2 separate regions of the Homo sapiens genome follow, and region 2 is linked to region 1. Evidence: chromatin loops called from intact Hi-C (ENCODE). Cell type or tissue: prostate gland. All regions are shown on one strand. Each heading gives the region's core, and the rest is flanking DNA. Links, peaks and the distances in the headings are about the cores only. Region 1 overlaps IREB2 (iron responsive element binding protein 2). Region 2 overlaps IREB2 (iron responsive element binding protein 2).

Region 1 (12,841 bases), core at 2,017-10,016:
TATACTCAGGGTATCTCTATGGAAGTGGGCACATCTTAGACATTGATTACATTTTGATCTTGTATGATTTTGCTTGTGGGGAATCTCCTTTGTTTTTTTATTTTTTGTGGGGTTTTTTTTGTTTTTTGTTTTATTTTGTTTTGTTTTTTTGAGACAGAGGCTCGCTCTGTTACCTAGGCTGGAGTGCAGTGGCATGATCTTGGTTCATTGCCACCTCCATCTCCAGGGTTCAAACGATTCTCGTGCCTCAGCCTCCCAAGTAGCTGGGACTACAGGTGTGTGCCACCACATCCGGCTGATTTTTTATTTTTAGTAGAGATGGAGTTTCGCCATATTAACAAGGCTGGTCTCAAACTCCTGACCTCAAGCAGTCCTCCTGCCTTGGCCTCCCAAAGTGCTGGGATTATAGGCGTGAACCACTGCACGCAGCCAGTTGTGGGGAATCTCTTTAATATTCTGGAGCTGGCTGTCTGGCACTCCCAATGTGCTGACTAGAAACATGTCAAAATCTAGGTAGTCTCAAAATGTAGATTTTGAGTAACTCTTTAAAAAAAAAAATTATAAAGATGGAGTTTTACTGTCAACCTGGCTGGAGTGCTCTGACATGATGATAGCTCACTGGAGCCTTGAACTCCTGAGCTCAGGAGATCCTCCCACCTCACCCTCTCAAGTAGCTGATTTGGGTGACTCTCTTAAGTAGATCTCTGAATTTGAAACTATTGCTATTTTTAAGGAGTGGAGAAATCAGTGGTGTCTCCATGTATGATGGAGGACAGTTAACATCAGAGAATTAGAATGAACAGCATAATGGAAACATGAATGACTATGTTGAATGAAGGGGAAGATGGTGGAGAGACTGGCCTGGCTGGAGTGAAAGGTAGTTTTGAGAGAGTACCTGTTACTGGGCAACAGGGCCTCTGGTGGTGTAAAGCCCCCAGGCACCCTTTATCTCAGGTCATCTTATTCACCCTTTCTTTTGTCCTTCCTGTCTGCTTGCCTTTTTAACCACAGTACTGCTTAGTCCTCCAGTAGAGCCGGGACTTAGTGTCCAAATCCTACCTTGCAGCCTTTGGAAGAAAATCCTGTATTTAATTTTTTAGGAGAGTTTTTATCATTTAGAAGAATCACAAAAAGACAAGAACATTGCAGATGGTACAGAAAGTCTCATTTTTATGTGTATACAAAAATATATGTAAATATGCTACTTTTAATAAAAATAAAGTATATGTTGTTTTGTAACCCTTTTTTTCACTTAATATATCATGAACATCTTTCCATGTCATTGAATACAGGTATCCCTTGCTATCTGAATCTACTTGGTTTCTGAGTCAGGGAGCTTGAGTTCAGGTAGAAAGGGATACCTGTACTTCTCTGTGGCTTCTAATAGCTGCACAATATTGCCTGTATGAATGCATTGTGGTTTAGTTAACAGACCTTTGAATATTGAGGCTGATAGTAACTTTTCTCTATTTATAAATAAACTTTGTATGTGCTAATACTTACATTTTTGTGCAAACTTATCATTATATAGAATTGTTGGATTGAAAGTATGTTATTTCCTCCACCCCATCACACGCTTTTATTTTTATACTTTCACTATTTACTGTTGGTTCCAGTCTTTATTTTTTTTTTTTTTTTTTTGAGACAGAGTCTTGCTGTGTTGCCCAGGCTGGAGTGCAGTGGCACAGTCTCAGTTCATTGCGTCCTCCAACTCCTGGGTTCAAGTGATTCTTCTGCCTCAGCCTCTGGAGTAGCTGGGATTACAGGCCCATGCCTTCACACCCTGCTGATTTTTGTATTTTTAGTAGAGACAGGGTTTCGCCATGCTGGCCAGGCTGGTCTCGGAACTCCTGGCCTCAGGTGATCCACCTGCCTTGGCCTCCCAAAGTGTTGAGATTACAGGCATGAACCACTGCACCCGGTCTGGTTCCAGTCTTTACCTTGGACTAAAAAGAACAAAAACTCACTCAAGTAAAAAATAGGTTGCAGTTTCCAGACATCCAAAGACAAAGGAAGAAAGCATAGTCAAGTTTCAGGGAACCAGAATTTCTAAGCCAGAGGCAGTGTTCTGTTTGTCACTTAAAGGCTGCCTGGTTTCCTTATTTTCTGTTTCTTTTTGAATATCCAGTCTTCCATCTCTACAGCCTACTTCACTTACTCATTTTTGTATAATGCCCAATATGGCCACTGCTGACCATTCTTGTATGTTATGACTGGATTACTAACCGGTTAAGAGTGTACCTCTAGGTGACTCTTTTACTTGTTTTGTTTTGTTTGTTTTGTTTTTTCCCTCAGGGTCTTGCTCTGTTGCCCAGGCTGGAGTGTAGTGGTTCGATCATGGCTCACTGCAGCCTGGACCTCCCGGGCTCAAGTGATCCTCTTTCCTCAGTCTCCCAAGTAGTTGGGACTACAAGCACATGCCATCATGCCTGGCTAAATTTTAAATGTTTTGTAGAGACAGGGTCTCCCTACATTGCCTAGGCTGGTCTTGAATCCTGGCTTCAAGTGATCCTTCTGCCTCAGCCTCCCAAAGTGCTGGGGTTACAGGTGTGATCCATTGTATCCAGCTCACCTGTTGTTTTAACCTATTTTGACTGCACTTGTCAGGAGTCTATTGCCGGTCTGGTGATCTTGCTGGTAGAGACACAAATCTGTTCATCTTGTCTTTTATGTGGACTCTTGAAAAGACTGGGTTGGGTAAGCAATGTAACAGTTTGCTTGTAATTTGTACACATAGTACATAACTTTCCAAGGATTACCTTTACCTAACATCATCCTACTAGTCCATGTATAGCCATGTGCTCACCAACCCTCCACATTTCAACTTTGTTTTTATTGCCAATTTCTATTCTAGATTAGGCCCTTTTGGTTCCAAGGAACAGACACTAGCTCGAGTGAAGAAGGATTTATTGTAATGATACAGCGCTCCCCAGGCCAATGAAATGTGGCTGTCTCTCAAGAAAATGGTGGTGGCCCAGAATTAAGGAAGTTGTTTATTATTTTCTCTTAGGAGCTTCAGATTTCTGCCCTGTTCCACTCTTCTGCTTCCTCCACTTCACTATAGACAAGCCTCCTCTGCCTGCTCACTTTGTACATGGCCTCAAATGGCAACCTCAGTCCCTAGCTTAGCTCTTAACACCTTTCCAGTTCAGTCTCTCTGTGTCCTGATTACACATTTCTGAGAGGTGAATCTAATTGCCCCAGTGTCTCCTTTCTCACAAGACTTTTGGTCATCAGCCTACCAGGGGATTGGCTTTTGCGTCGCTGCTGTAGCCAAGGAGGCCACAGGCCACCGAGAACTGTAGCAGTTTGGACAGGCACCATGAAGGACATCTGTTGTATAGTGTTAGCAAAGAATGCCAGTTTACATGCTTACCAGTGAATGAGAAGAATATGTGTTTCTGCACCTTCATCAATAGTAGATATTATTTTTCTTGTTGGCTCAATTTCTGTCAGTGAATGAAGAGAAGAAAAAAAACTTTCTTCTACATTAAATTGGGGGGTTTATTGTGAAGATTTGAAGGAAATAAGGAAATTGAGGGGATCTGAGTGCGTGGTCAGATCAGACTCTTTGTTCCCTTCAGTAGGCATGCATAGAACCCATGATTCTGGCTTAGCTGATTTTCCCTATTTCTGCTTTCCTTTCTTTTTCTTTTCTTTCTTTCTTTTTTTTTTTTTTTGAGACAGGATCTCTCTTTGTTACTCAAGCTGGGGTACAGTGATGCAGTCATAGTTCACTGCATCTTCAACCTCCTGGACTCAGGCAATCCTCCCATCTCAGCCTCCCACTACAAGAAGACACCACTACACCTGGCTAATTTTTTTTTTTTTTTTGAGACGGACTCTTGCTCTGTCACCCAGGCTGGAATGCAGTGGCACCGTCTCGGCTCACTGCAACCTCCGCCTACCAGGTTCAAGCAATTCTCCTGCCTCAGCCTCCTGAGTAGCTGGGATTACAGGTGCGTGCCACCATACCTGGCTGATTTTTGTATTTTTAGTAGAGATGGCATTTCACCATGTTGGCTAGGCTGGTCTCAAACTCCTGACCTCAGATGATCCACCTGCCTCGGCCTCCCAAAGTGCTGGGAGTACAGGCGTGAGCCACCACTCCCGCTCTGATTTTTTTTTTATCTTTTATAGAGACGGGAGTCTCCTGAACTCCTGACCTCAAGCAGTCTTCCTGCCTTGGCCTCCCAGTGTGCTAGGATTACAGGCGTGAGCCACCATGCCCGGCCCATTATTCTGCTTTTCTTTTTCTCTTGGTTCTTTTTTGTTTCCATCTGTTTTCTGCCTTCTCCCTAAGTCAAGTTCAAGGTATCACAGAACGAGGCTGAGGCAGCCTATTGGACATGACATTTGTGCTTGGCGAACTCCCTGTGCCACTGGCCAGACTGTAAATTGGTTGTCTGTTGGAAGGCTGGCTCCAGGTCCCAGCTATTCATGCCAGGATGGCAAGGCTACACAGAGCCCACCAGCAATTGGTATAGAAGGAACTTTTTAGAAAGAGGGCTGTGGTATAGGCATTCTGAGGACGTGCCAGTACAGGTGAAAAAACAAAATCTTATGCAGGAATCTGTTTTGTTTTCTGCTTCCTCAGACTCTCTCAATGGCAATGTATGTATGTATGTATGTATATATTTATTTATTTGAGACAGAGTCTTGCTCTGTCATCCCAGCTGGAGTGCAGTGGCATGATCTCAGCTCACTGTGACCTCTGTCTCCTAAGTTGAAGTGATTCTCGTGCCTCAGCCACCCAAGTAGCTGGGATTACAGGTGCACGCCACCACGCCCGGCTGATTTCTATATTTTTAGTAGAGATGCGGTTTCACCATGTTGGCCAGGCTGGTCTCGAGCTCCTGGCCTCATGTGATCTCCCTGCCTCAGCTTCCCAAAGTGCTGGGATTACAGCCGTGAGCCATCACGCCGGGCCCAATGGCAATATATTTTAAAAGAGAGAAAAAAAAGGTCAGAATTTATTTATTTATTTGAAGAAATAAGGTCTTGTTCTGTGGAGGTCAGACTTTGTTTATTGGAAATCAGCCCTATCCCGCCTGGTTCTGGTTAGAGACAGAAACACTTACTTGACTCTAGTCAGACATAGGCATGGGTTAGTCCTGTTGCCAGGCCTGATGGGATTACAGGGCCTTCTAGAACAGCTTCCTTATCTTTTCTCCAGGCCCCTAGCCTTCAGCAGGGTTAGCTTTACCCTGTAGCTATGCTGGCTGGTTTCTGCTCTGGTGTCCTAGCCCCCTTTCCCAGTCTGGACTCCAAAGATGGAATCTCTTTGAGGGCTTTTGGCAGGCCTAGAGAACCTGTGGCTTCAGAGTCTTTCCCCCTTCCTTCAGGCTGATGGGTTTCTCTGTTACATGTAGTTATCTAAAGCCTGCTTACTAGAGTACTAATATTCCCTATGGGTAATTTCTTCACTACTGCTTGAACTTGGAATTTTCCATTTCTGCAAATATCAAAACCCTTTTACTTCAGTGTGCTGCTTCATGATAAGCACGGAAGATAGTTTTAAATCTGTTGTGTACAGATAATACAGATAAGGTTAAAAATCTGAGTAATTTGCCTAAGGTCACAACATATCTTCTAGGTGAGGAAACTTAGTCTTAAACTCATATCTTCTGATTTCAAGACCAACGCCTTTTCTTTCCAATACCATTCTGTTTCCCGGTTTAGTAATGTCAGTAATAAAAAAAATTTTTTTAAGTATTTGTTGAGTATGTATTTACCGTATCCAGTTCTATAAGCTCTGTTATACACTTGGCCAAGGTCCCACAACTAATTACCGTTACCTACTAAGTGGTGGAACAGAAGCATGAACAAAAATCTTGATTCCAAAACCTATGCTTGTAAAAACCTGTTACAGCAGGGGTTGCAAGCTCATGTTTATAGGGATCAGAGAGGCAACGTAAACAAGTGAAATGTTCTGCTGGGAATTGTGTGGCAAACAGGAAGGCACATGTCCTATATAGAGAGGTAGGTGCTTACTAAGTTCCAGCAGAAGTACAAGGTTGGTATTGTAAAGTTTTCTGATTGAAAGACCTGTAGTTTTTTAAATGTTGGCAGTTAAATTTAAAATGTTAAAACTCTGCAGAACAAGCAAAACATGTCTGCAAGCCAGCAGACATGAAACAGAGTTTGTGACCTCTGTACTGAGAGATACACTGTGTTTTCTAATCTTTGCAGCAGCTATTTAGCCTTGAATAGTAGAATCTGCAGTCTTGGGAGCCTTGGTTTGCCTTTCATCGGATGCTTCCCGTATACAAATAGCAGACCTCAGCATTTTTTTTTCAGAGCCGAACCACCTATTGGATCTTCCACTAAGTAACTGATCAAAAGGATATTTATTGTTATCAGCTTATTTTAGAAGTGTGATGACACGAATTACTATACTAAACCAGTTTAAATTACCATCATCCCAGTTCCTCCATGGCGTTTTTAATTACCTGTCCTTAAAGGGTTAGCTTTATGGATTCATAGAATTCTAGAAATTCCTGATTAGAAGAGGCAGACGTAATCCAGTGCATTTTTTTTACTTGTTGCATGAGTCTCTAAACAATATGATTTAATTTATTGAGCTAATATTTATTGAGTACTTGTATATTTCTAGCAAATGAAAGATGGCTAAGATAGCATCTGTGCTAAAGAAAAGACACGGTTTAGTAATGGGGACATACATGGAAAGTATATGTGAAGTACAGTACTATGTTGTAGCAATTTGGGTCCAGTCAGGAGATAGAAACCACATAATAGGTTAAACAGAGGAAGCTTAATATACATAATTATTAACTATGGTAAGAGTAATTGTAATACAGGATAATTGTATATAATACTGTAGGGCTAAGGGAGAATACCCAAGGAAGGACAAACTTGGAAGAGGTTCAGAACTCACTGGAATAGGTGTGGGTTGGCCCACAGATAACAGAGAAGTATATTGGTTTTGGCCAGGTTGGAGCTGGTCTGGAGTTGCTGGGTAGGCAGTAGGCCACCCTCTGGAGTGCAGGCAGGGATCTGATGATCAGGAACTAGTGGTGTGGGCATGCGTTGGGAAAACAGATGCTGGTAGGGGGCAAGAGCCCTTCAGAGCTCATGGGCCATGTCGGGGCTTGTAGAAGGAGTGACAGCTCAATATATGACCCTCGAGGCAGCTTACAGATGTAGTCCACGTGCTGTCAGAGCAGCAGGCCTTCTTTACGGGGGTGCCTCAGTCCAGGTACTGGCACAGGCAGGATGCCTTCAGAGTGTACAGCTATGTAGGAACTCCAGCTCCTAAGTTGAGAGGGCTGTGGTGATATTAACAAATTTGTGTGTGTGTGTGTGTGTGTGTGTGTGTGTGTGTGTGTGTGTGTGTGTATTTTAATATACAATGTAATGGTGTCCACCTTTGGAAGTTCTGCATAACTTGATGAACTCTTATTTCTCAAAGACCAATAATGTAATGAGCAGACTGTAGAAGCTTATTTCATTCAAATCTTGCTCTGTTGCCCAGGCTGGAGTGCAGTGGCTCAATCTCGGCTCACTGCAACCTCCATCTCTTAGGTTCAAGCGATTCTCCTGCCTCAACCTCCCGAGTAGCTGGGATTACAGGCGCCCACCACCACACCTGGCTAATTTTTTGTATTTTTAGTAGTGATGGGATTTCACCATGTTGGCCAGGCTGGTCTCGAACTCCTGACCTCAGATGATCCACCCACCTCGGCCTCCCAAAGTGCTGGGATTACAGGTGTGAGCCACCGTGCTCAGCCTTCATTCACTTTTGAGAAACTTTTTGCCAAATGTACACATTTGAATAACCATAGTTTGTCAGTTCCTTCAAGTGAAAAACTGTTCTTTAAAAAAAAAAAAAGCTTAATTTTAGCTTGCAGCTCAATCATACAAGAGTTTTTCTGCAAGCAACTGATGTACTTTGTTTTCGAGTAGAAATATTGTATAAATATATTTCATTTTTGTCACACAGAATATTAAGACTTGACCTCAGCAGTTGAGATTTAATAAAATTAACAGTTTTTCTGCTTCTTAGGGACATTTTTAAGTGAAACTGGTATTTTGTGTGACAGTAAACAATACGAGTACTACAGGTTGAGTATCCCTAATCTGAAAATCTGAAATCTGAAACTTTTTGAGCACTGACGCTCAAAGGAAATGCTCATTGGAGCACTCTGGATTTTTTTCTTTTTTCTTTTTTTAAGATGGAGTTTCACTCTAGTCTCCCAGGCTGGAGTGCAATGGCACAATCTTGGCTCACTGCAACCTCTGCCTCTAGTTCAAGCGATTCTCCTGCCTCAGCCTTCCTAGTAGCTGGAACTACAGGTGTGAGCCACTGCGTCCAACAGGGTTTCACCATGTTGGTCAGGCTGGTCTCAAACTCCTGACCTTAGGTGATCCACTCGCCTCAACCTCCCAAAGTGCTAGGATTACAGGAGTGAGCCACCACACCTGGTGGATTTTGGATTTTTGGATTAGGGATACTCAACCTGTAGTACAATTTGGTGCCACTGCTTTGAGTCCTGCTAAGGCATCAGCAGTTTAGGACCACATTTCGAAAATCACAGTATAGGGTTGGGGGACCACCTAGGGAACCTAAGTGAGAGATGATGTACTGGTGGTTGGGACTAGATTTAATGGTGATATTGATAGAAGACAAAAAGATGTAGGAGAGAGGCATTGAGGAAAATGCCTCGATGTTTTGGCATAAACATCTGGAAGGATGGTGGTGCTATTTACTGTGCTAGGGAATGGAAGATGAGGTGATGATAAGGGGAAGGGGCAGAGGGGAAATCACTGAGTTCAAGTTTAGGTACTAGTGAAGTTGGGAACATACCAGTATTAAAGTAAACATGTTCACCTCCTGAATCGGGCATGTGGTTTTGGAGCTTAGAAGACAGACTTGGACTACAGAAAATATTTTGGAATTATTAGTGTAGATGTAGTGATAATTGAAGCCATAGGAGCAGTTGTACTCCCTGGAGGAAGCAGTATAGAGTAAGAAAAAAAGTGAGTCTCAATATGAACTCTGAGGAACTCCTACATTTAGATATCAGATAAAGGAGTAGAGGTTAACAAGGAAGATAGGCCTACCTAGAAGTGTTAAGAACTATAAAGGAGGCTTGGCATGGTGACCCACACCTGTAATCTCAGCACTTTGGGAGGCTGAGGCGGGAGGATCTCTTGAGCCCAGGAGTTCGAGACCAGCCTGGGCAACATAGTGAGACCCCCATTTCAATTTTAAAAAAATGAAAAAGAACTATAAAGGATCTAAAATTTTACCTTCCTTGGAAGTTAACAAATTAGCCTGACGTAGTTTCATGTATGTTGGCAGGAGGCACCCAACTCCTGGATCAGAGACAATGGACAGTTTATTACTCACAGCAAAGCATTATCCTTATTAACAGTATTTATGTTGGTTTCCCAAGCTCTAGTTTCTATAGGGTAATGTTGAAGAAGGCCAGGTAACACCTGCACACACAGGTGTTGTGTTACTTACAGAAAAGGAACTGTGGCTTAGGAAACCCAAGTCTTTTATAATGGGTAGTAAGCATGCCTGCTCTTTGCTCCAGAGCAAGACGCTATCGTGTATTTGAAAACTATTCACTATATAGACATATCTGAAAAAATAGTCTGGAACAAAGGTAGTCATTACCTCTGTTCACAAGTCTTGAAGAAATGTGAGATGGGAGACATGGAAAATTGTCTTCCAACAATATGTTAGAAGGAAAACTGGAGGATGGTGCTGTGGAATCCAGTAGAAAGAGTGTTTCAAAAAGGAGGTAATTATTAGCTCTTTTGAATATTGCTACAAGGCTGTTGGGATTCTAGCTAGACCTGCTTCATTCGTGTTTAAGGACAGAAATAATATTGATTAGGGCTAAGGTGAGTGGAAGGTAGAAAAGTGGGCACTTTTAGAGAATTTGAAGGAAGCAGTACTTTTGTTGTCAACTGGGGCTAGGAGCTGTTTAAATGTTGATGGGAAGAAACCAGTTGAATTGCAAACCAGTTTGCAAAAAAAGGAGAGAGGAAATGATTGATGACTCTTGAGTCCTAAAATGGTTAATGGAAATAGGATGCAAAACTCCTATAGAGAAGTTATCATTTAGTAGGAGGAAGTCCGCAGCTCCCTTAACTGGTGAAAGGGTGAATCCAGAGGCAGCAAGGCTTGTGGGTATAGTAGGAGGAAGTTGAGAGGTAGGAACTGTTAGTTTCTATTTATCAGTGAGGTAGGAAACGGGGCTAGGTCCTCTAGAAGATAAATAGAGATTAAATTTTAAGGAGAGTGGATGAAGATAAGAATTAATTGATGTGGAGTGTGGGAAAATAAGCAGATCAGAGAAACATTAGGATTTCGAATAGTGAGGACCTGATTGAGGTTATAATCATGTGTTTACATTAGTGCCAGTTTCTCTGCGTTGATGTTTTAGGAATTTTTTCCTCATTCTTCCTCCTCAACATAAAACTTAAAACCACAACAAATTACCATTCATACCTGTTAGAATGGGTACTGTATAAAAGACAGACAGTGACAAATGTTGGGGAGGATATGGAGAAATGGGAAACCTCATACACTGCTAGTGGGAATGTAAAATAGTGCAGCCACTTTGGGAAACAATTTGGCAGTTTGTTAAAAAGTTAAACATAAATTTACCACGTAGCCCAGCAATATCATTCCTAAGTATCTATCCAAGAAAAATGAAAACATTTATTACACAAAGATTTTCAAATGATCTTAGCAGCATTATTCATAGCCGAAAATTGAAACCAACTTAAATGTCCTGCAGTGGGTGAATGAATAGGCAAAACTTTGGTATACAATGGAATACTATTTGGCAGTAAAAAGAAATTGACTACAGATACTTGCTACAATGTGGATGAACTGTAAAAAGCAGGCTTAGTGAAAAAAATACAGGCATAAGAAACTTTATTTTATGATTTCATTCATATGAAATGCCCAGGAAAGGCATAGAGTAGATTGGTGGTTTCTTGGGTTAGAGAGGAGGGGGAGAGGGATTAACAGTAAATAGGCATGAGAGATCTGTTGGGATGATGAAAATGTTCTAAAACTGATTTATGATGTTGATTGTACAACTTGGTAAACTTACGTTACAAAAATCGCTAAATCATACACTTGGAAAGGATGAATTATAAGATATATACAATATGCCTTAATAAACTTAGGACTTGTTTTATTATTTATTTAGAGACAGGGTCTTACTCTGTCGCCCAGGCTGGAGTGCAGTGGCATGATCACGGCTCACTGCAGCCTTGACCTCCTGGGCTCAAGGGAGCCTCCCGCTTCAGCCTCGTTAGTAGTTAGGATCACAGGTGCACACCACTGTGCCTGATGAATTTTTTATTTTCTTGTAGAGATGATCTTGTTATGTTGCCCAGGTTGTCCGAATTCCTAGGGTCAAGTGATCCTCTTACCTTGGCCTCTCAAAGTGCTGGGATTACAGGCATGAGCCACTGTGCCCAGCCAGTAAAGTTAGTTTTAAAAAAGAGAGAATAGTTCTTAAGCAGGGAGGTGATGTGGAGTGGACCAGCTGCGGGGACGGGGTGAAAAAAGAACAGGATTGGTGTTTTCTTGGGCAAATGGGGTAAAAGAACAAAGAGGAAATAAATGTAGGGTTTGGGGAAGTGAGAGATTGAACCACATTGACCCTAACTGCCTAAGTAAGGAAAGCGTGGATAGGCTGGTGCCAACGAGTAAGGAGAAAGTCCCCACAGTATTGAAGAACAGATGTGGTAAGAGTGGGGATCAGAGAGGTTCTGAAGTTTAGGAAGCTTGCAAGATGGTATAGTTGGAGCACAAGAGCGTATGTAGAGGTGAGATGGGGAGAGTAGGGAGGAAGAAAGGAAATAAATGGGCCTTCCTGAACTTTATACCTGTTTGAAAGTGGGGACGTAGAATTAATATTGTTGAAAAAGCAAACCAAGGCTGGACATAGTGTCTCCTGCCTTTAATCCCAGCACTTTGGAAGGCCAAGGCTGGAGGATTGCTCGAGGCCAGAAGTTGGGAGACCATCCTGGGCAACATAGGAAAATCCCATCTCTATTGAAAAAAAAAAGAAAAAAAGAAAAAAACCAGAGCATATGTCCATTTTTCACATCTGCTAATTTACTCTCTATTGTTGTAACTCTTCTACTGGAATATCTACCTGTAGGTTTAATTTAAGGGTTAAATGGAATAATTTATATAAAGCACCTCTGCATCTGCCCCTTAGTCCTAAATAAACAACTGCAGATGATATTGTTGGAAAAGTTGAGGAAGAAAAGATATTTGTTATCTATTACTGCATAACAAACCAAAAGCAACAGTAAAGATTTATGACAGTCACAGTTTCTGTAGGTCAGGAATTTGCAGTGGCTTAGTCGATAGTCCTGGCCCAAGGCCTCACTCACATGGCTGACAGGCTGGCGCTCCCTGATGATGGAGAGGCTTCAGTTCTTTTCCATAAGGGCCTCTCCTCAGTGCTGCTCAATAGTCTCATAATAGGCTGCTGGCTTTTCACCGAGTAATCTAAGAGAGGAAGGTTGAAGCCAAAAGACTTTTATAGCCTAGCTTTGGAAGGCTCACACTGTCATCTCTGCCATACTCTAAATAGAGTCAGACAAGCAGAACTGATTTCAATACAGATTATATGAGAGCATGACTATCAGAAGGCAAGTATTATTGGTATCATCTTGGAGATTGGCTACCACAGGGAGAAATAAGAAATTTTGTTTTTGTTTTGAGAGACAGTGGTATTTTTATTCATTTGCATCTTCCCTGGCAGTAGGTCTCTAGTCATTACTTTTACAAATTTAGACAAATTTGAGATAGTTGGTGCTTCTTCATGACAAA
Region 2 (12,841 bases), core at 4,669-12,668, 45 kb after region 1:
AAAAAGAAGAAAGAGAAAAAATGGTTTTGTTAACATGTACTTATATATGTGCACCTTTTGTTTACTCTGTGTGAATGATGTCAGCCTGTATCTTAATAATTTTCAACATAAAGGCTGTAATTTTAAATTTGTTGTAAATGAAGCAAATCAGTAGAATAAAGTGGACAAAATAATGACAGTAAGTTTATGAATTCATACTTTAATCTGTTAAATAAATTACTTCTCACTTTTTACTTTAATATGGGTGAGAGAGGGAAAGAAACATTGCCATAATAAATCATTGTTTGTTGGCTGTGCAGGTCTTTTGGCTAAAAAGGCTGTTGAAGCTGGTCTGCGTGTTAAACCTTATATAAGAACAAGTTTATCTCCAGGCAGTGGGATGGTTACACATTACCTCAGTTCAAGTGGAGTATTACCATATCTAAGTAAGCTTGGGTAAGTAACAGCTATCGCACTTCATATTGATATTGGTGTTCAGTAGGTACTGAAGCTGCTTGTTTGTGCCTTTCATATACAAAGAGAAGATAGAAAAAATATGCTTTAGTTTTACTTGCTACCTTGCCATTACCATACAATTTTTGATGCCTTATCACTCAGGAAACACTTATTGGGCATATCAAATGAGCAAAGCACCAGGTTGGATACACAGAAGTAGGAGATGTGGTCTTAGCTTCAAGATACTTAGTTGGGAAGACAAGACAAACAAGTACAACCAAATAACAGTTACAGTGTAAGAAACGATACCAAGTATGCACAATTTCTGTGAGTTGTGTAGGTCAGTTCAAAAAAGAAAGAAATCTTATAGTTTGCATTTATTAACTGAAAATTGTCTTAATTTTAGTTTTATGAGGTTATTGGGTCTATAATACATAAGTTTAAATTGTCCCTGAACTTTGGAGAAAGTAACTTATGTTTTTTGGGCTGGGCGCGGTGGCTCACGCCTGTAATCCCAGCACTTGGGGAGGCCGAGGCAGGCAAATCATGAGGCCAGGAGTTTGAGACCAGCCTGGCCAATATGGTGAAACCCCGTCTCCACAAAAAATACCAAAATTAGCCAGGCGTGGTGACGCACACCCATAGTCCCAGCTACTCAGGAGGCTGAGGCAGAAGAATTGCTTTAACCTGGGAAGCGGAGGTTGCAGTGAACCCAGATCGTGCCGCTGCACTCCAGCCTGGGCGACAGAGCGAGACTCCATCTCAAAAAGAAAAAAAAAAAAGTAACCTATGTTTTTTATGTAATCCAAAACAATTGATGCTAGTTGTGTGGGGATTTTTTGGTTTTGAGACAGTGTCTTGCTCTATTGCCCACACTGGAGTGCAGTGGTGCAATCACAGCTCATTGCAGCCTCGACCTCCTAGGCTCAATCAGTCTTCCTACCTCAGCCTCCTGAGTGGCTGGGACCGCAGGTGTGCACCACCACACCCAGCTAATTTTTATGTTTTTAGCAGAGACAGAGTTTCACTGTGTTGGCCAGGCTCGTCTCAAACTTGTTCCCTTAAGTGATCGGCTCGTCTTGGCCCCCGAAAGTGTTGGGATTACAGGCCTGAGCCACCACACCCAGCCTAGTTATATTTTCGGTGTGTATTTTGGAACATATGAGTCATCAATTCCATTGCAAAACTGATAAATTTTAGACTTTTTTGCTTTTAGAATAGCATCTGAAAGTAATTTAGAGGACTGTGCCTGTAATCTTTTGGTTATATTATCTTGGATTTATTGTCAGAGACTCTTCTTGGGTTTAACTGGTTGATAATTGAGAGATTACTCCTATCAGAGTGCCCAATTACAATCAATGCCTCTTTTGGGACCTTTGGTCAGGTTATTATAGCCAGGTCCTCTTTACATTTTAAACTCTTGGATGGAAGTACAGTATCAATTATTTTAAAAGGTCATGTTATATTCCTAGCAAGTAGTATTTGGGGGAATTCTCTTGTACAGTGATAAGTGCTATTAAGGCTCTTCAAAGGTTTGCATTCACCTTTGAGACCAGCCTGAGCATTTTTATTTTTTATTTTACAAAAAATAAAAAAATTAGCTGGGCCTGGTGGCGAGCGCCTGTGGCCCCAGCTACTTAGGAGGCCAAGGAGCAGGATTGCTTGAGCCCAGGAGGTTAAGGCTGCAGTGAGCTGGTTCAAATAGCATGCCTGAGAGTTAGACTTGATTGCTCAGAATCTTCTGAGGTGAATATATTGATGAAGGTTAATCCATGTGTCATGAATAGTCTTTTAAGTAATCTTATTACAGTGATAGAAATACAAGATAAGACTTGTCCTTTCTCTATAAATGTTGTGATGTGCTATTCAGTCACTTTTTTTTTGAAATGCAGATTTGAAATCGTTGGCTATGGATGTTCAATTTGTGTGGGAAATACAGCACCCTTATCAGACGCAGTTTTAAATGCAGTAAAACAGGTAAAATGTGTGGATTGGCAAGACATCTAAATGATTTTCTTAACTATGTTTTGTTACTAAATTATAGAAAATATATATTGATGTGTTTATATTTCTGTAAACTCTGCACCTCTTGGCAATAGTAACCTGTGAATCTTTAAATGATTCAATGAATCATTTGTAGATCCTTGAAATAATTCCTTCATAATACAAGGAATTGATTTAGTTTATTTGCAAGATGCATAGTTCTATATTTAAAAATTAGTAATATGTTTTTTGGTTAATCTCGCCCTCAGACTTTAAGATTGCTTATATATGATTATCCAGATTTGTACCATCTCTAGAATTGAATTTATTTGTTTGTGTGTTTGTGTTTTTTTCAGGGTGATTTGGTTACCTGTGGAATTTTATCTGGAAACAAAAATTTTGAAGGTCGTCTTTGTGATTGTGTTCGTGCCAATTATCTTGCCTCTCCACCCTTAGTGGTAGCTTATGCCATAGCAGGCACAGTGAATATAGATTTCCAGACAGAACCTTTAGGTATCTTTTCCTTTATGTATATGTATACCTACACATACTTTTCCCAATGGAAGTCGTTATATTTTTGAAATGTTTCTTAGACCATCTATTCTTTGAATTATTTCAGGAAGACGTATGATAATGTATAGTTATTAATTTCTGTGTTTATGTGAAGAAAATAAAATGTACAGGTAATTAGTTCTTCCAGCCGCTTAAGCCTGAAGCACCCTGTTGAATCATTTACTTGATTTCCATGATATGTCTTTGAAAAGGTATGAACATTTTCAGAGTTATTTTTTTACTGAGTATCATGTTCAAAAATTTTAACCAGGTACTGACCCCACCGGCAAGAACATTTACCTGCATGATATTTGGCCTAGTCGAGAAGAAGTTCATCGAGTAGAGGAAGAACATGTTATACTATCCATGTTTAAAGCATTAAAAGATAAAATAGAAGTAAGAGTCTTATGTGTTTCTTAAATAGTTTAATCAATTTGCAGTGTTCTTTTATTTCATATATCTTCTGAATAGAATAAAAATTAAAATTACATTATTTTGAATACAGTTTTTAATGTGTAATAGTAAGTTTGTATCTGGAATCTGTAGTTAAAAAGAAAATGGCGGCTGGGCACAGTGGCTCACGCCTGTAATCCCGACACTTTGGGAGGCTGAAGCAGGTTGATCACGTGAGGTCCGGAGCTCAAGACCAGCCTGACCAACATGGAGAAACCGCATCTCTACTAAAAATACAAAACAATTAGCCAGGCTTGGTGGCGCATGCCTGTAATCCCAGCTACTCAGGAGGCTGAGGCAGGAGAATCACTTGAACCTGGGAGGCGGAGGTTGCGGTGATCCGAGATCGCGCCACTGCACTCCAGCCTGGGCAACAAGAGTGCAACTCTGTCTCAAAAAAAAAAAAAAAAGAAAGAAAATGTCTTAGAGGATCAGAATTCATTAGTGTTGATTGGATGATCTGTGCAGCAAACCACCATGGCACACATTTACCTATGTAACAAACCTGCACATCCCGCATATGTACCCCAGAAGTTAAAATAACAGTTGAGGGGGGAAAAGAAAGAATTGATTAGGTGTTCAGAATACATCATTGAACAAAACACAAAATTCTCCTGGGGAGAGGCAAATAAGCTGTAAAGAGAATAATTAGCTAAATTATGCAATATTTATTATTTTTTATTATTTATTTTTTGGTGTTTTTTGGGAGATGGCACCCCACTCTGTCACCCAGGCTGGAGTGCAGTGGCCTGAAGCAGCTCACTGCAGCCTTAACCTCCTGGACTCAAGCAATCCTGCTCCTCAGCCTCCTGAGTAGCTGGGGCCACAGGCGCTCACCATCAGGCCCAGCTAATTTTTTATTTTTTGTAAAATAAAAAATAAAAAATGCTCAGGCTGGTCTCAAACTCCTGGACTCAAGTGATCCGCCCACCTCAGCCTCCCAAAGTGTTGGGTTTACAGGCGTGAGCCACTGTGCCTGGCCTAAGAAATGGTGAGATTTTTGGCTGTAGTTTGAAGGCGTTGATGTGGAACAAATACATTGAAAAAGCAGAGGTTTTTCTCCATTATAACATTCTTAGACATTAACAGCATACCTCATACATGCTTAATCTCTCTGTAGCAACATATAGAAATCTTTCTAAATTCTTTAACTTTTTTGGACTCTGTGAAGTCTTTATGTTCTGTTTATATTGAAACTTGCCCCTTGGAGTGTTCCTGAACATCTGGTATGCTAGAATTTGAGGAGCAAATTTTTAATCATTCTGTCCAAAAACATCATGATTTTTTAGAACACACTGTTTTGGCTGGGCATGGTGGCTAATGCCTATAATCCCAACCCTCAGGGAGGCCAAGGCCCACGTATCGCTTGAGCTCAGGAGTTTAAGACCAGCCTGGGCAAAAATAAAAATTTAAAATTTTTTAAAAAAAAGAAAAGAATACACTCTTAATTTTCTTTCCAAATGGATAAGGCCTATTTTTGTTGTTGTTGTTGTGACCTAAGTACTATTTTATTCCCTTGATCATTTTCATGCGCCTCTTTTTCTGAGTCCTTTTATCTTTGCTTTGGTTCATCAACGAAAACTGTATTCACAGATGGGGAATAAACGGTGGAATTCCTTAGAAGCACCGGATTCAGTTTTGTTTCCATGGGACTTAAAGTCTACTTATATCAGATGCCCTTCATTTTTTGATAAACTTGTAAGTACTGTTTTACTATTTGATCTTTTAAAGATTGTTATAAACTAAGAAGTCTTGTAAAGAGTTAAATGCCTTGAACTTTTACCTTCTAGACCAAAGAGCCAATTGCACTCCAGGCTATTGAAAATGCCCATGTCTTATTATATTTGGGAGACTCTGTCACAACAGATCATATATCACCTGCAGGAAGTATCGCTAGGAATAGTGCTGCCGCTAAGTATTTGACAAACAGAGGGTATGTGTACATGGCTTTAGAGTGTTTTTGTTTTTTCTTGTTTCTTACTGATTAAGAGGCTTCTATTGGTCTTGTTCCTTTTTTCCAGTAAATACATGCTATCGTAGGTAATCTGACTGCCAATGTGTTTGTCTTAAGCAAGAATGGAGAGTGGCGGGGTGGGGAGGCGGGGGGTACCTTCTGTACTTGTCTTTGCTTGTGACTTTAGAAAATGAAATTGCAATTTTAAATTGAGCCCTTATAGTCTAAATAAACAGCTGATTGGAAATAAGATTTTTCTTTTTCAGTGCTACTTTATTGAAAAGTCAGCTTGGTTTTACCTACCAAATGAAGCCTGCTCATTTGGTTAAAACCAGCTTCCCATTATTGGAGTAAGGAATTTAAATGTGTATTTTATGGGCTATAACATGTACGTGTGTGAGGCTGGGAATGATATGTACAAATCAAAAGACAATGAATTTCTGCTTCATGAGCCTAAAATTTTATAGGAACAATAAACGTAAAGGCCATTTATATTGGAGATATAAATTTAAAACTGGTAAGATTTCATTTCTACATGATTAATCATGTAGAGTTGCCCTGTTATCAAAGGACTGTTTTGACAATAGAGACAAAGTTTTGTTAAAAGCAGGATTTGTAGTACTGCTACCTGATTAGCTTATTGGATGCTTGTTTGATGCTTGAGTAATTAAAATGACAAGCTTTTTCATTGAAATTTATTTATTTATGTATGTATTTATTTATGTATTTATTTTTGAGACAGACTCACTCTGTCACCCAGGCTGGAGTGCAGTGGTGTGATCTCAGCTCACTGCCACCTCTGCATCCCGGGTTCAAGCAATTCTCCTACCTCAGCCTCCCAACTAGCTGGGATTACAGGCACGCGCCACCATGCCCAGCAAGTTTTTATATTTTTAGTAGAGACAGGGTTTCACCATGTTGGTCAGGCTGGTATCAAACTCCTGACCAAGTGATCCGCCCACCTCGGCCCCCCAAATTGCTGGGATTACAGGCATGAGCAACCGTGCCCAGCCAAAATGTCAATGTAGCTTGTGTTGACATGTGATAATATTGCACAGCTTTTATTATAAAGTGGTGAGAAATAAGTTTCCTTTCCTGTAAATATTTTTTTGGTTGTGATTTCCATCTTCATCATAATTGTGACATACCTCCAAAAAAGAAAAACAGTCAACACTTCTCTCAAATGTACAATTTTTGTAATTATTATGCCTCCTGATATGTATTTCTTAGCACATTTAATCCAGTAGTGCTCATCAATTAGAATTTTCTAAAAATAAAGACACTCAAACCTCCTACCACTCCCATCCTGAAGTAAAAATTTAAATGCACAAATTTAGAATATTGTTGCCTCTGCATAAAAGACCAAATCAGAGGCTGATAAAAGTCAGTTGTTGATTGTTGAGATACTTATGTTCAGTTATTTTTCCCTAAAAAGTTATATATGGTCACTAATCCAGTAGCAATACCCCCCGCACCCAGATTATGATTTCTAAATACTGTTTCCCACTATAGTGAACCAGTGCTTCATGGAGAAATTATTGATTCCAGATCTGGGACTGGAAAATGTACACAATTTTACCAAAAATTACCAAGATTACCAAAAATAAAATTACAAAGATTACCTGATGGTCACAGACCATCAGGCTTCTGTCTAAAGGTCTCAGGGTCAGGACCAGCTCATTAGCTTGAAAACTGGTAAATAATCAATTCTTTAACCAGCCTTTCATGTATGGAATGTATTTCAGCATAACCAAATCATTGATGAAGGAAAGTTTGTCATTTGTTTGTTTGTTTGTTTTTAGAGACAGGGTCTCACTCTTGCCTGGGCTGAAAGGCAGTGGCACTTGGCCCTCTGCTGCTTGGAACTCGTGGGCTCAAGCACTCCTCCTGTCTCACCCTCCTGAGTAGCTTGGGACTACAGGCTCGCACCGTCATGCCTGGATAATTTTTAATTTTTTGTAGAGATGAGATCTCCCTTTGTTGCACAGGCTGGTCTCCAACACATGGGCTCGAGCATTCCTCCCACTTTGGCCTCCCAGAGTGCTGGTATTGCAGGCAAGAGCCAACATACCTGCTGGAAAGTTTTTCTTTATAGAACTTTTGTACCTAAAAAATGAAGAAGGAATGGGTGAATTATAGTATCACTATTTTACGGTCTCTAATAAGCAATCTAGACCACAATGAGCAATCACTGGTAACATTCCAGGAAAAGACAGTTGGCTATCTTGTGCCTCCTAATAGAAGTACATATGACCTATGAAGCATTGTTGCCAAAAATTAAAAACCCAAATCTTATCAAACCACTGGATCTGACATGTGATTTACAAGAACAGAAGGCAGAAGAACATGTTAAATGATTCATGGAGATGCAGTCAACACAATGTGGGTACAGAAAACTATACAAGTAACTTTATTGCATCAGATAGAGCACAAGCAGGAGGAAGGAGAGGGAACATATACTGTCATTCTTCAGTATAGATGTGGGACTGGTTCCAGGACCACCCATGTATACCCAAATCCACACATACTGAATTCCTACAGTCAGCCTTGCAGAAGCCACATATATGAAAAGTCGTATTTGCAGTTTTCTGCATCCTGTGAATAATATATTTTCTGTCAGTGTTTGGTTGAAAAAAAATCGATGTATAAGTGGACCCACACAACTCAAATTCATGTTTAAAGGTCAACTGTAGATTAAAACACTTGAGATCAACTGAACACATTTATGAACTGCATTTGGATCCTGATTTGAACAAACCAACTTAGTTTGGAAATAATCAGTGACAATATTGACTATCTGATGTTAAGAAATTATTGTGATTTTTTTTTTTTGGTGTAAAGATTTTTTTTTAAGAGTCTACATCTTTTAGTGAAATGTACTGAAAAGTATGCTGTTAAAATTATCTCAGTTTTGCTTCAAAATAATCTAATGGGGTTGACTGTAGAAGAAACGGAGCATCTGTTAAGTTATAGCTTGGTGATAGGCGCATGGACATTCATGGTTTTGTTTTCTTTTGTGTTTGAAATTTTCTGTGATAAAAAAATTTTTCAATAGGTCTTACAGCTCAATAGTATGTGATTATTTTCCACATGTAATGAAAACTGACTTTCATTACTTTCTTGTAGCCTTACCCCTCGTGAATTCAACTCTTACGGAGCTCGAAGAGGTAATGATGCTGTAATGACAAGAGGCACTTTTGCAAATATCAAGCTTTTTAATAAGTTTATTGGAAAACCAGCTCCTAAAACAATTCATTTTCCATCAGGACAGACGGTGAGAATGCAAACAAAGTATTTAGACAATTTATAACTGGATCAAAATTTGTATTAAAAAATTTTGTGTTTGTTTTAATCTACAGCTAGATGTATTTGAGGCTGCAGAGCTGTACCAGAAAGAAGGTATCCCACTGATTATTTTAGCAGGAAAGAAATATGGTTCAGGAAACTCCAGAGACTGGGCTGCCAAAGGACCGTATTTACTGGTATTGAATCTTAAAATTTATCATCTTAAGCTTCAAAGAGTTTTAACTGTTCCCTTTTGTCAGTAACATCCTGTCAAAGTTTATCTGGATTTTTTATAGTTATTTGAACCTTATAGGTATAGAGGGTTTTGTTTGTTTGTTTATTTCAGTGATCTTTGGTAATATTTTGTACTCATCTAGTTAGTATCATTTTAATACTCTGAGTTTGGTAAAACCTACATCAGTCTTATGTGAAGAAGTCAGTATAATAGAGGGAAAGGAAATTCTGTTTTAAACTATTGTTTTATAATTATTTATACCTATTGATCATTTTTTTTGGTTTTTTAGTTTTGAGACCATGTCCTTGTCACCCAGACTGGAGTGCAGTGGCGCAATCACTGCTTGCTGCAGCCATGACCTCCCAGGTGCAATCAGTTCTCCTGCCTCAGCCTCCCAAGTAGCTGGGACTACGCCATGAGTTACCACACCTGGCCAATTTTTGTATTGTTTGTAGAGATCGGATCTCTCTATTTTGCTCAGGCTGATCTTGAACTCCTGGGCTCAAGTGATCCTCCCGCTGTGGCCTCCCAGGGTGCTGGGATTACAGGCTTGAGCCATGTGCCCGGCCCCCACTGTTAATTTTACTTGCCTCCTTTTGATTTAATTTTCTCCGATTTGCCCCATCAGTGGGTAAAAGACTCAGAAGTAGTAGGCCAAGTTGCACCTTTTTTCCCCCTAAATAGGAGATTGTGGTGCCTGGCTGTCTGCCAGGAGGACATTTCTCCTGAGACTGTTTCCTTGTTGCAGAGCAAATAGGCCATCTGCTGGGGGGGAATAGTCATGTGACATGTGCTTTTTGCCATTTCATACTCACAGATGCTTCTCTTTACAATTGTAGCTGTAAAAAGGCTGGCTGAAACACAGATACCATGCAGGCCTCATTCTTATTTTAATCTTTAATATCTCCTTTAAAATGTAAATACTCTGAGGGGCTGTGGGAATAAAACAAAATCTCATCCTTCTAAGATACTAATTATAAGTATTATTATGAGTATTAATGATAGGTATAGGTTATTTTTATCCTGGAAATTGTTTTAGTGTTTGTTTTTGATGTTGGAAGCTTTCCTTATATGGCAGGTGATGCTTGGCCCTCCATTTGTTAGACATTAAAAAACTGATTACAAGCCATGGATGGGGGCTGGGTTGTGTCAGTTACTGGGCCTTACTATAGGTGACTGGGTGATAAGCTACCTTTTTCATTAAGCGATTCTATATGTCATTATCTGTATTTTCTCTGAGGCCATTCAGTTTCTTGAAGGAAAGAGACTCGTTCAGTATGTAGACATCTACTTAGTCCCCTGTTTTCAATCTGGTATTCTCAAGCCCCTGTGCCCAGTGTTTGTCAGTTTAGAGAATGTATTCTCTTCCTTATTTCTGCTATAACAAAAAATGAGTAAAAATTTGTAAAAAATGAGTAAAAAAGAACAAAAATTGGTCCTCAGGTGGTAAAAAAAATTCTACTTTTTGCACATAAAGTACAGATAAGAGTACATTAAAAGATACACAGCATCTTTGTGGTACTAAAATTTTGGAGAGAAGGGAGGTGAACAGGAAGACACAATTTGGGGGAAAAAAGTCTTAAAAGACTCCTTAGGTAGACAGTGGAGAAAAAAGTTGAAAAACACAAGTCTAGAGCCTTTGGCTCATTTTTTCCAGAGAATAAACCTCTACTCTTGTGGAGTGGGGATTGAGCTGGATCTTACTGCTTTGTATGGCCTTGTAACCTGTGTCCACGAGTATTCTGAGAACCTCATGCCTCTGAATCTCAATCCTTTTCCTGGGTCTTGTGTTGCACATTAACTCAGACCTTACTGGTATCACTCTCTAATTTCATTTTATCATTCTGCGGTTTCAGCATTGTCTTCTAAATCACTTACCTATCTCTGTTTTCTAAATATTCATAGAATTCTCTCATCCTATTCCCTTTGTTGCTGTGGGCTTATACCCTCTTCATTATTGTTGTTACTTATTTGTATTTTTTGGAGACAGGGTCTCACTCTGTCGTCCAGGCTGGAATGCAGTGGCATGATCTCAGCTCCCTGCAACCTCCACTTACAACCTCAAGTGACTCTCCTGCCTCAGCCTCCATAGTAGCTGAGATTACAGGTGTGCACCACCATGTCCAGCTAATTTTTCTGTTTTTAGATAGAGATGGAGTTTCACCATGTTGGCCAGGCTGGTCTCAAACTCCTGGCTTCAAGTGATCTGCCCACCTCGGCCTCCCATAGTGCTGGCATTACAGGTGTGAGCCACTGCATCCAGCCTATTCTTGTTACTTTTTATTGTATTTTTTATTTTTATGTTTTGTAGAGACAGGGTCTCACTATATTGCCCAGGCTGGTCTCAAACTCCCGGCCTCAAATAATCCTTCTGCCTCAGCCTCCAAAGTACTGGGATTATAAGCATATAAGCCACTGCGCCTGGCCCTATATACCTTCTTTATTCCTTTATTTTAGTGGCATTTCAAGAGTGTTGAAAACATATGTTAGATCTGGCATGTTTAAATAGAAATCCTTCTGAGCCCTACTTTGGGGTCAAGGGAGCCGGCCCATTTATAGAGCTCTTATGATGTGGTAGGCAGCGGCAGTACTTAACCCTAGAGCAGCAGAAAGGGATCCGAATAATTTAGAGAGCTCCATAAAAATTCAGAAAAATAATCTGTAAGAAGGTTCTGTAAATACTTTGATAAAATATTGATTCAGTATGAGATATTAGACTAAAAGTATTTAGAGAAAGGCCAAAGTAGATTTTTGCCCCCTTTAAATGCTCAATAAATAACTTTCAGAAGTGATTAGAGGGAATAAAATGCACATTTATTACAGGGTGTGAAAGCTGTTTTGGCCGAAAGTTATGAAAAAATACACAAAGATCATTTGATTGGAATTGGCATAGCTCCACTTCAGTTCCTTCCAGGAGAAAATGCAGATTCCTTGGGCCTCTCCGGTAGAGAAACATTTTCTTTAACATTTCCTGAAGAACTGTCTCCTGGAATTACATTGAATATACAGGTATCTCTAAATTTTTCAAATATATGATTATGCACTCAAATGTTTATGAATTATTGAATAAGAATCAATTGCTGTAAATTATATACTAATGTCACTTAATGAATGTTAAGTTGCCATTTAAGATGACTCTCTCTTCCATACTTAGATCTAGCTATGTTAATAGTTCATGTTCTCTGAGGAAAAGTGGAAAGAACTGGGTGCTTATACCAGAAAAAAAGAACACATGAAGGGGAATCTTGACTTCCACTTAACAAGTGTCAGCTTTCTTTTCATGGTGGTCATTTTTTTGCTGTCCTGATCTAATTTTAACCGAGGCATACATACCACTCCAAAGAGAGCAAAGTTGAGCGTTCAAAGTTAGAGCAAAACAGACTTTACAACTAAGAAAAAAGGGGAAAGAGTAGGAGTTACTGATTACATGCAATCAATATTTGGTGTAAAATGAATGTGAGTAGTGAGTATAACTTCCCCAATTAATAAGTCAAAATCTAAATGCAGCTATTTTTCTACTTAACTATGAAGCCCATGGTCAGGTATCTCAGGTGTTTTTCAAGCAGCAGCAAAGTTTCAGGCAATCAGAATATAAGAAATTAGAACCAAGATAAATCAGACAGAATCTGTGGCAAGTATAGTCATTAAATATGAAGACAAATGGTCTTAACCATCAAGTAGCACCTGGAAGATTTACTTGCTCACATGAGATGTTTTTGCTCCTTTCAAGACAAGCACTGGAAAAGTATTCAGCGTGATTGCTTCGTTTGAAGATGATGTGGAAATAACATTATACAAACATGGAGGATTATTAAACTTTGTGGCACGAAAATTCTCATAGTATCTACTTACCATAGATACCTTTCATAACTGGTAACTGCAAAGCCTTTTGTGCTGGACCCAGGAATCCTTACCATGGAGCAGCAGATAGTCCCAGTATACTC

What was found. Peaks named below come from ENCODE experiments on the same cell type or tissue, not always from the same donor. Only the 100,000 strongest peaks of a DNase experiment are listed, where the experiment ranks them.
Region 2: it touches region 1 in a loop (2.4-fold over the local background); 16 of 110 quality-filtered maps call a loop at or near these places.

What each region holds. Positions count from the first base shown.
Region 1 is chr15:78,443,515-78,456,355 of GRCh38, forward strand. The region is part of intron 2 of IREB2 (iron responsive element binding protein 2); the gene reads left to right. Among named protein-coding and RNA genes, the nearest start is that of IREB2, 12 kb to the left of the region's middle. In prostate gland, for the core only: a CTCF peak has its summit at 9,189; DNase peaks (open chromatin) are centred at 5,081 and 5,937; H3K27ac peaks cover 5,575 bases.
Region 2 is chr15:78,485,406-78,498,246 of GRCh38, forward strand. It overlaps IREB2 (iron responsive element binding protein 2), which reads left to right. Exons shown (of 22, transcript NM_004136.4): 13 at 300-435; 14 at 2,328-2,412; 15 at 2,775-2,931; 16 at 3,242-3,366; 17 at 5,017-5,121; 18 at 5,214-5,356; 19 at 8,504-8,651; 20 at 8,737-8,859; 21 at 11,721-11,906; 22 at 12,628-12,841. The coding sequence ends at 12,738. Among named protein-coding and RNA genes, the nearest start is that of HYKK, 16 kb to the right of the region's middle. In prostate gland, for the core only: no CTCF peak of the experiment used is centred there; no DNase peak of the experiment used is centred there.